2 separate regions of the Homo sapiens genome follow, and region 2 is linked to region 1. Evidence: chromatin contacts called from ENCODE Hi-C or POLR2A ChIA-PET data. All regions are on one chromosome and are shown on one strand. The core of a region is the stretch at or near the end of the contact, and the rest is flanking DNA. Distances in the headings are between cores, read along the strand shown. Region 1 holds the start of TEFM (transcription elongation factor, mitochondrial). Region 2 holds the start of PSMD11 (proteasome 26S subunit, non-ATPase 11).

What was found. Hi-C counts contacts between places; a loop is a spot of excess contacts on that map. ChIA-PET counts read pairs that join two places held with the same protein, here RNA polymerase II (POLR2A). Pooled maps may share reads with other maps.
Region 2: a loop to region 1 is called in a map of CD8-positive, alpha-beta T cell, with 12 times the contacts of the local background. The contact joins the promoter of PSMD11 here to the promoter of TEFM in region 1. A Hi-C loop is called at or near these places in 2 of 168 maps with a recorded cell type or tissue (CD8-positive, alpha-beta T cell and naive thymus-derived CD4-positive, alpha-beta T cell) and 11 of 50 pooled maps. POLR2A ChIA-PET finds 5 or more read pairs at or near these places in 1 of 52 experiments (HEK293).

What each region holds. Positions count from the first base shown.
Region 1 is chr17:30,903,737-30,908,067 of GRCh38, forward strand. TEFM (transcription elongation factor, mitochondrial) reads right to left here and starts at 2,502. Exons shown (of 4, transcript NM_024683.4): 1 at 2,432-2,502; 2 at 330-793. The coding sequence starts at 2,462. RefSeq lists enhancers at 2,992-3,261, 3,240-4,040.
Region 2 is chr17:32,441,927-32,446,257 of GRCh38, forward strand. It overlaps PSMD11 (proteasome 26S subunit, non-ATPase 11), which reads left to right and starts at 2,584. Exons shown (of 14, transcript NM_002815.4): 1 at 2,584-2,688. The coding sequence starts at 2,598. RefSeq lists a silencer at 2,304-2,473 and enhancers at 2,365-2,980, 2,594-2,673.

The sequences.
Region 1 (4,331 bases), core at 1,252-3,751:
TCTTAAATAAGCCTTGCCTAGACCTGCTTCTCAGCATCAACTGTTCTTTCTACCTACAATGCCCTCCTCTCCCATCCAAAGGATCTCTCTTTTAAGACCTAAATTGAGTTCTTCCAGTAAACTTTCCACAACAGTCACAGCCCATTGTTTTCTCTCCTCTCAACTGCCAATTTACTATCTGTACATCTCATTATTTGGTAGTGATCATATACTTGCCAACTAAACCTGAAGAACCCTGTCTTAGCCACTTCCCAACCCAATGCCCAGAAGAGTGCTTTCTAGAGTAGGTTCTCAAATATTAGGCAGTATAGCAGACATGAAGAATATACCTTAAGTCTTTCTCTTTCTATGTCTGGTTTGAGGAGCTTTCTCAGGAACCGGTTTTCCGGTGACTTTCTTTTTTCCCGTCCAGTCTTTGGACAAAGTATGGAGTTACAAACTTGAACTGTACTTTTATACTTAAACAAGGGCACATTCATTAAACTCTCTAAATTCTGAAATGGCCCAAAGTTTTCTCTGTGCTCTACGATATTGATGGACCTTCTTCCACGAAGCAATCGGAAAGCTTCAAGTTCTTTAGTAGATGCTGTATTCAACACATGCAAGATGGAAGCCTGCTGTTCTGAAGAGAAGAGCTTGTCAAGTGCATTTTCGGGCTCCTTTGCATTTTCATCACAAAAAGTAACATTGGGAGTAATTTTCTTAGGTGTAGTGGATTTTTTCCGACAGCAGAAATTATGTAAGGCCCAGTACAGGGATGACCTCGACGGGGTCAGAAAGCATCTCCACCTCTCTAAAAGGAAAATTTAGCAAAATATAAGTTGGATGTCCTACTTCCTTTGGGGTTAGTTGCAAGCTTGACTAGATCCTTTGCAAAGTCACAAATACTTTCCTGGAATTTAAGAACTAATAGAGGACAATATTAAATTGTCTTGGAGAATCATCTTTTTTTTTTTTTTTTGAGACGGAGTCTTGCTCTGTTGCCCAGGCTGGAGTGCAGTGGCCGATCTCGGCTCACTGCAAGCTCCGCCTCCCAGGTTCACGCCATTCTCCTGCCTCAGCCTCCCAGGTGGCTGGGACTACAGGCGCCTGCCACCACGCCCGGCTAATTTTTTGTATATTTAGTAGAGACGGGGTTTCACAGTGTTAGCCAGGATGGTCTCCATCTCCTGACCTCGTGATCCGCCCACCTCAGCCTCCCAAAGTGCTGGGATTACAGGCGTGAGCCACTGTGCCCGGCCCGAGAATCATCTTTAAAAGAGGATTAGTTTTTAAACTATATTATATAGAGTTTTAAATAGAGCTTTTGTTGTTTTCAAGTCACGAGAGATGTCTCCCGATATTTATGGATCAGTCCGAAGTTTTACTACCTAGAAAATTGTATTTTATACCCATCAGGAAGCAAGTAGTTGAAATAATTATTCCAACTGCTTAAAGTTTCTGATATTTTTAATTTAGAGGAATCTTTTTGTAACTAATATTTCCTGTTAAGGTTTGTCTTAGGCCGGGCGCGGTGACTCACGCTTATAATCCCAGCACTTTGGGAGGCCGAGGTGGGCGGATCACCTGAGGTCGGGAGTTCGAGACCAGCCTGACCAACATGGAGAAACCCTGTCTCTACTAATAATACAAAATTAGCCGGGCGTGGTGGCACATGCCTGTAATCCCAGCTACTCGGGAGGCTGAGGCAGGAGAATCGCTTGAGCCCGGAAGGCGGAGGTTGCGGTGAGCCGAGATCGCACCATTGCACTCCAGTCTCGGCAACAAGAGCGAAACTCCGTCTCAAAAAAAAAAAAAAAAGGGTTTTGTCTTCACTTCCATTTTCACATTTTAGTATCTCATCTGGTGGAACTAAATAAAATTAAATTTTGTACGTTTATAAGAAATGTTTCAGCTAAGTGATAGATTTAAGGGCAGTTTTACTTTCTTCCGTACACTTTTCAAGACTTCTACATGACGTTTTTGCAAGTATGAGAAACACCATACAATGCATAACTTTGTAAAACCAGTGGGAAGTCACTCTAACATCGCAGCCACAGGAAAGTAATGTGGCCAGAGGTAAGCAAGCGGCTGTGAGAATGTGAACCATCCGCCCACTCTGAGGAGCCACCCGTGGACCCTGAGGCCGGGGAAGCACAAATGTTCCGAAAACTGCCCCGTCAGCTAGGCTGGGGCCCCAAGAGAGGGGCCTGAACAAGGGACATGAGGAAGGAAACACTCTAGGACATGAGGGACATGAGGAAGGAAACACTCCAGGTTCCTCCAGAATACCTCCAGCCGTATTCCATTAGCCTCTAGGGTCAGAGGCTAATGACAGACGGGAAATCACCCCAGTGTTCCAAGCACCCTACCTCCCGCCGTATTCCATTAGCCTCTAGGGTCAGAGGCTAATGACAGACGGGAAATCACCCCAGTGTTCCAAGCACCCTACCTCCCGCCGTGAAGAGGACAGACCCGCTCATCTCCAAGTTGAATCAGTAGGTCCAGTCTTCCTCCATTGACTTCCGGTTCCTGCGTGCTGCGCCCAAAAGCGCTCGGCCTGCACTCGGCGGAAAGGTTGTTGTCCAAGCGGCGTTCCGGGGCAAGGCCCGAGGTGTGTCCCGCTGAGCAGTGGGTCGTCCGCGTCTGGGCTGCGGGCTTCCAGGCGGGCGCCTGCCGAGGCCCTGTCCCCGGATCCCGAGTCCCTGGCTGGCCCGCAGTCTTCTTCCACTGCACCGGGGAAACGTTCTTGCCCCTACCGACTCCTGAGAGCCGCTGGGCCGAATCTCCAGGAAGGCGATTCCGAGGCCAGTTTTAGTCTGTAGTGGGTAAAGTGCCTCCTTCGTGGAGACTCCCTGGGTTTCTCCTAGACACTTAGATTGAGGAGCTCCTGTTGGGGCCCAGCCTGTGGCGCCGGGAGCGGGATCAGGTAGGGGCAGCGTAGACAAGGTCCTCAAATAACCTTTTCACCAGGTAGACTGGAATAACGGGGAGAGATGCGAAGTGTTTGAGGAGCTCAGCGGGGAAACAGGGCAGGCAAGGGATTAGGTAAAGGCGAGGGAGGAGGAGATTGCGTTGGCGCTGGAGCGGTATTCCTCTTAGAAGGGATAAAGGGAGATGAATGTAGCGCCGAATTTAGTTGGTCCTTGAATAATGGGTGGAGCAGTTGAATACTCCACCAGATAGGAAGCCTGAAGTCCCCGAGGTTTATGATTTGCAGTCAGACTGGAGAGTGTTCCTAGAAAATTGGCCATATACTGTATAGCGAATGTGAGGCTGGATTGCAGGTGAAGAGCCTGGGAGCAATGAGAAGTCGCGAAGAGAGTGTATCTTCCCAGGTGAGAGGCAAGCGTAAGGAATTTTTTTTTTAACAGTCTTGCTCTGTCGCCCAGGTTGGAGTGCAGTGGTGCGATCTGGACTCACTGCAAACTCCGCCTCCCGATTTCAAGTGATTCTCGTGCCTCAGCCTCCCGAGTAGCTGAGATTACAGGCGAGCGCCACTACGCCCGGCTAATTTTTGTATTTTTAGTAGAGACAGGTGTCACCATGTTGGCCAGGCTGGTCTCGAACTCCTGACCTCAGGTGATCCGCCCGACTCGGCCTCCCAAAGTGCTGGGATTACAGGCGTGGGCCACTGCGCCTGGCCAACCGTAAGGAATTGAACCTAGGAGATGTAAGGAGAGTGGAAAGAAAAGAATTATTTCTGGAAGATGGGGAGCCAGTTTTGTGAAAAACGGGGAATTCAGGAGGGAGGGAAAGGTGATGAGTTTGCGTTTTTATGAGGCAGCAATGGGTTGATTGTTTGTGTCTGGAAGGCAGTGGGGATGTAGGGGAATCATAAGTATTAATAAAATGTGCTGGTCGGGAGCAGTGGCTCCCAAAGTGTAATTCCAGCACTTTGGGAGGCCGAGACGGGCGGATCGCTTGAGCTCTTGAGTTCCAGACCACCCTGGGCAACATGGCGAAACCCCGTCTCTACGAAAAAATTAGCCGGGTGTGGTGGAGCACGCCTGTTATCCCAGCTACTCAGGAGGCTGAGGTGGGAGAATCACCTGAGCCCGGGAGGTAGAGGTTGCAGTGAGTGGAGATCGTGTCACCACACTCCAGCGTGGGGGACAGAGCCAGACCTTGTCTCAAAAAAAGAAAAAAAATTGCTCATAGGAAGTCTAGAAACCTTGGCAGTTTCTGGGGAACTTAGGAATCTAACAAGAAATAACATCAACTTTTTTCTGCAAAATCCTCCAAATCAGGAGGAAATAATTTCCTCAACTGTAGGGCTTATTCAGTTTACTGAGATGTTATGATTGAATTGCATCCCTCAAAACAGATTTGTTGAAGTCCTAACCCCCAGT
Region 2 (4,331 bases), core at 1,334-3,833, 1.5 Mb after region 1:
AAAGCTTTTCCCCTGTCTCTAAGTCTCAGGCAGTTGAAAATTTGTGTTTGGTCTGCAGTTTCACTCTTTTCATTCTCCACCCTCTCACTCTGCTGTTTCTGGGTTTCCTCCAGGGTGGAGGAGGTTTTGGTGAAAGCAGAGAAGTAGGAGGAATTAAAAGAGGTCAAGGTCTCTTCTCTTACATGACTGATGACGTCAGAGGCAGAGACCCAGGTGCTGGTTCTTTCTCGTTGGGAGCATTTATGTATTCTTGTGTTCTTTGGAGGATCTACCTGTGGATCTCAAGACTCCCATCAGTGACTGCCTCCTGAAGTCCACACTTCCATCAACTTATTTCTGGGTCTCCTTACACTAGCATACGGTCCTACTGAATAGGTTCCTTTAAGAAGGTCCCGGATGATCTACCTTTTCAGCATCCTCTTGGCTCATAAGAACCTTGCCATGTCAAACACAGGGAGTGGAAGCTACCCTATTGTTGCCTTTTCTCCCTGTCCTATTGTAGAGTGTGCCAGCCAGCTTCCCTAATTCAGAATTCTGCAGGCTAGAAGTGGGTGCCCATCTTCATGAATGTGCACACATGCCAAACTCCTCAAGAGACATGTCTAGTTCATCTCAAAACTTTCACCATGATGATCACACAGGGATGGGCTCATAAGTTTCCACAGTCAGCAAGACTCACTAGCTTGGGAGAAAGATCTGGCAGACACTCCTAGTCTTTTACAGTGGGGGTCCCCAACCCTGGGCCAAGGACCACTACTGGTCAGTGGCCTGTTAGGAATCAGGCCTCACAGCAGGAGGTGAGCGGCTGGGGAGCCAGCATTACTGCCTGAGCTCCGCCCCCTGTCAGATCAGCTGCAGCATTATATTCTCATAGGAGGCAAACCCTATTGTGAACTGAGCATGCCAGGGATTTAGGTTGCCTGCTCCTTATGAGAATCTAATGCCTGATGATCTGAGGTGGAACGGTTTCATCCCAAAACCATCCCCCCTCCTCACATCCGTGGAAAAATTGTCTTCCACAAAACTGGTCCCTGGTGCCAAAAATGTTGGGGTCCACTGTTTTATGGTACTCCCTCTTTGTAGTGAGGCCAGCACTCTATCCTCTCCTATGATTTCTTCTAAAGCCTCCCACCTCAGCCTCCCAAGTAGCTGAGACTACAGGCGTGCGCCACCATGCCCGGATAATTTTTGTATTTTTAGTAGAGTCGGGGGTCTATGTTGCCCAGGCTAGTCTCAAACTCCTGGGCTCAAGCGATATGCCCACCTCGCCCTCCCAAAGTGCTGGGATTACAGGCATGAGCCACCGCGCCTTGCTAGAAGCCATTTAATCCAACTCTCCATCAAAGTCATGAATCCTGTTTACAACAACCTGATGAGATGTCAACTACTTTTCACGTGAACACACCCAGGAATTAGGAAGGCATTCCCTAACCGGCAGCTCTTATCTCTCCCAATCACGATTTGAGCTTCACCAAATAACTCAAACCCCTGTTTCCTCACATATTAAAGGGGAGTAAATATCTGCTTTACAGAACATTGTTGGGAGAATAAAAGGAGATAGAGGAATATAAATGGCCTAATCCACTTACAGAGGAGGGTGTGCAATGTTAGTCCCCTTTTTGCCTCCTTTTATGGGACAGCACATTCCATTTTTGGATCGTCATCACCTAGAGAAAGGTCTTCCTTAATACTGAATTGTCTTTGTATCCTTTTAGCACCTTTCTTAAGTTTAACCCTAAGTGGTCTCATAGAATGTCATTTTTCCGTCCACACGACGTCTTCACTGATATCTGTGACTTTAGTTGAAGGGGCTGAAGATATTGGGAAGAATAATTCAATTTTTTCCTTCCTCCGTCCCTCCCTCCCTCCCTTCCTTCCTTCCTTTTTTTTTTTTTTTCTTTGAGCTGGGGAGCTGGGTGAGGCTTCTGTGGATTCCCAAGAGGTATTTGTGGCGTGAATGGAGCAAAGGTGATGTTTCACTTCATCACGTCCAGCACTGTCCCAAGGTTAAATGGGCGCGTGAGGACAGTTTTCTCCGGTCCTGGCGGGTTTGCCCACCTGCCGGCCAGCGTTCTGCGGGAGTCAAGCCTGGAAAGCGTGTGTGCGGCGCACAGGCGTCAGACACTGGAACGCATTCGAATGGTGCTATTCTTTGCCACATAGCGAGCACTTTATAAGGTCACTTATCGTCCCGAATGAATGGTTAAATCGTGGAAGCCGCAAAGAAAGCCACGCAGCTTTGACTCAATACCTAGCCCAGTACTCAGGAACCCCTCTCAGGGGTGCGCGAGCGGGGCCGGAATCAAGAAGCCTCTTTTGGGGTGGGCGGGGACCGATCTAGAGCTCCCACTGCGGGGCACCGCCTCTTTTCCTCGCCGGCCGCCCGCTAGGAGGCGCTGGGGAGCTTGCAGCCCACCTGCGAGGCGGTCCCGCTCTCCCCACCCCTCAGCCCGCGCCCGGCGGAGAGACTACAACTCCCGGAGTGCTCTGGGAACGGAGCCACGGGAGCTACAGGCGGAGGGACCCGAGGGCGGGCTTTCCGGGTGTGTGTTTCCGGCGTCGGCGGCCGCGGCCGGGGACGGTGTGAGAGCGGTAAGATGGCGGCGGCGGCGGTGGTGGAGTTCCAGAGAGCCCAGTCTCTACTCAGCACCGACCGGGAGGCCTCCATCGACATCCTCCACTCCATCGGTAAAGGTCGCCGCGCCGCCTCCCCGGCCCCGCCGGCCCAGCTCGGCTTATGTCGGTCGGCGGCAGCGGAGAGGGGCCCGGCTAGCCGGCTCTGATGCTGCTGACTCACTGTGTGAGGGGGGCCGGGCCGGGGGCGCAGGCCGCTCGGAGCTCCCCAGAGCCTCCCAGGTCTCACTCTTGTGGGAGGGCTTGAGGCAATCCCCGGGTCCCCTCGCCGGCTGCTGACTCACGGGGGGCTCAGCGTAGGGTGGGAGAGTGGGCCGAGCCGGGCCCCCGGGGATCCCTCCCTAGCCATGTCCCCGGCTCTGGCCCGCACGAGCTGGTCTGGGACCCGGAGCAGTGCCGGCCGGCGTGCTTGTCACGGACTGGTCCTAGAGTCTCTACTTGAAAGGCCTTGGCGAAACCAGCTCTGGACAGGCATTTCCCGCCGTTGTAATCAGCACAGCCTGCTCCGGGTGGGAGCGCGAGCGCTTGCTCTTCTCTGGGAGTTTCCTTCCACGGGACGCTGGGAGCTGCTACTCCTCAGCCCCACGGCAGAAAGCTCCACTAAGAGGAGGGTCTCTTTCAGAATGTGGGAAATTCAGGGGTGACACACACCTCAGATTGGCATTTGGTTTGTGGAGGTGGCCGAGACGCTCATCTGCTCTGTGTAGGGTGTAAGAGTGAGGTGTTGGAGCGGGACCGCCTGGCTAGAGGAGGTGACTAATCTTTCCAGACTGCCTGTAGGGGTTGGAAGTGAGTTAAGGGAGTTAGTTGTCAGCCGCGGAGTTCAGGGAATTCTTTGGAACGGGTCGGCTGCATGTTGCCGGAAAAATTAAAATTTCTTAACGCTGTAATAACGATGGTCTTACACCTACACACAACAGGAAAACTGAAATGGGAATCCCAGCCAGTCGCTTCCGGCAGCTTTCTGTTGGGATTCAAGTGTGAACAGAAATTTATTACGACAGAAGAAGACGTTAATGTTCACTCATAAAGGATTCAATTAGGGCTTGGACTAGCTCTTCACTGCACATGTAATGGCATCTTTGTAGTGTAGTTTGGGAAGATCTGAATTGGCTCAACAAGTAGTATGAGAATGCACCTGTATGTGGGACTTGCAAGATGTTGGCATTTGACTTAGTGTGTTGAATTTTGGTATTCCAGACCTGCACGGAGAAAGGACAATGACAAGATCTTGATACTTTATCATTGGGGATACTAGAGAAGGAGAGGAAGTGGGCGTCAAGGTGTATCTTTGAATGATATTGGTAAAAGGTGTTTCATTTTAAAAGTTCTGATCTTAGGTCAGTTACTTCTACGGAACCAGAGTCATCTCAATCACCGTTACATGGATATTTTATTCTGAGTACACACTATTATTTAGAACTAATGTGAGGAGCATGAATTTTAATAGTCTGTGTCTAGTGTCTAATATTTTTTCTTTCATAAAGTAGAAATTACGTCAAATATTACAATTAGAGTATTTCCTGTTGGCCCACTATTCTAGGGGAGAGTTCCCTGAAAGCTTCACTGTTAGAGCAAGCTTGAGTCATGGTGGTTGACGGCCTTACTTTTTCTGGACTCCATCATGGTTTTTGTCAAGTCATGATGCTTTGTAAGAGTAGTAGTAACTAGTGATGATCACTACAAACTTGGAGAGG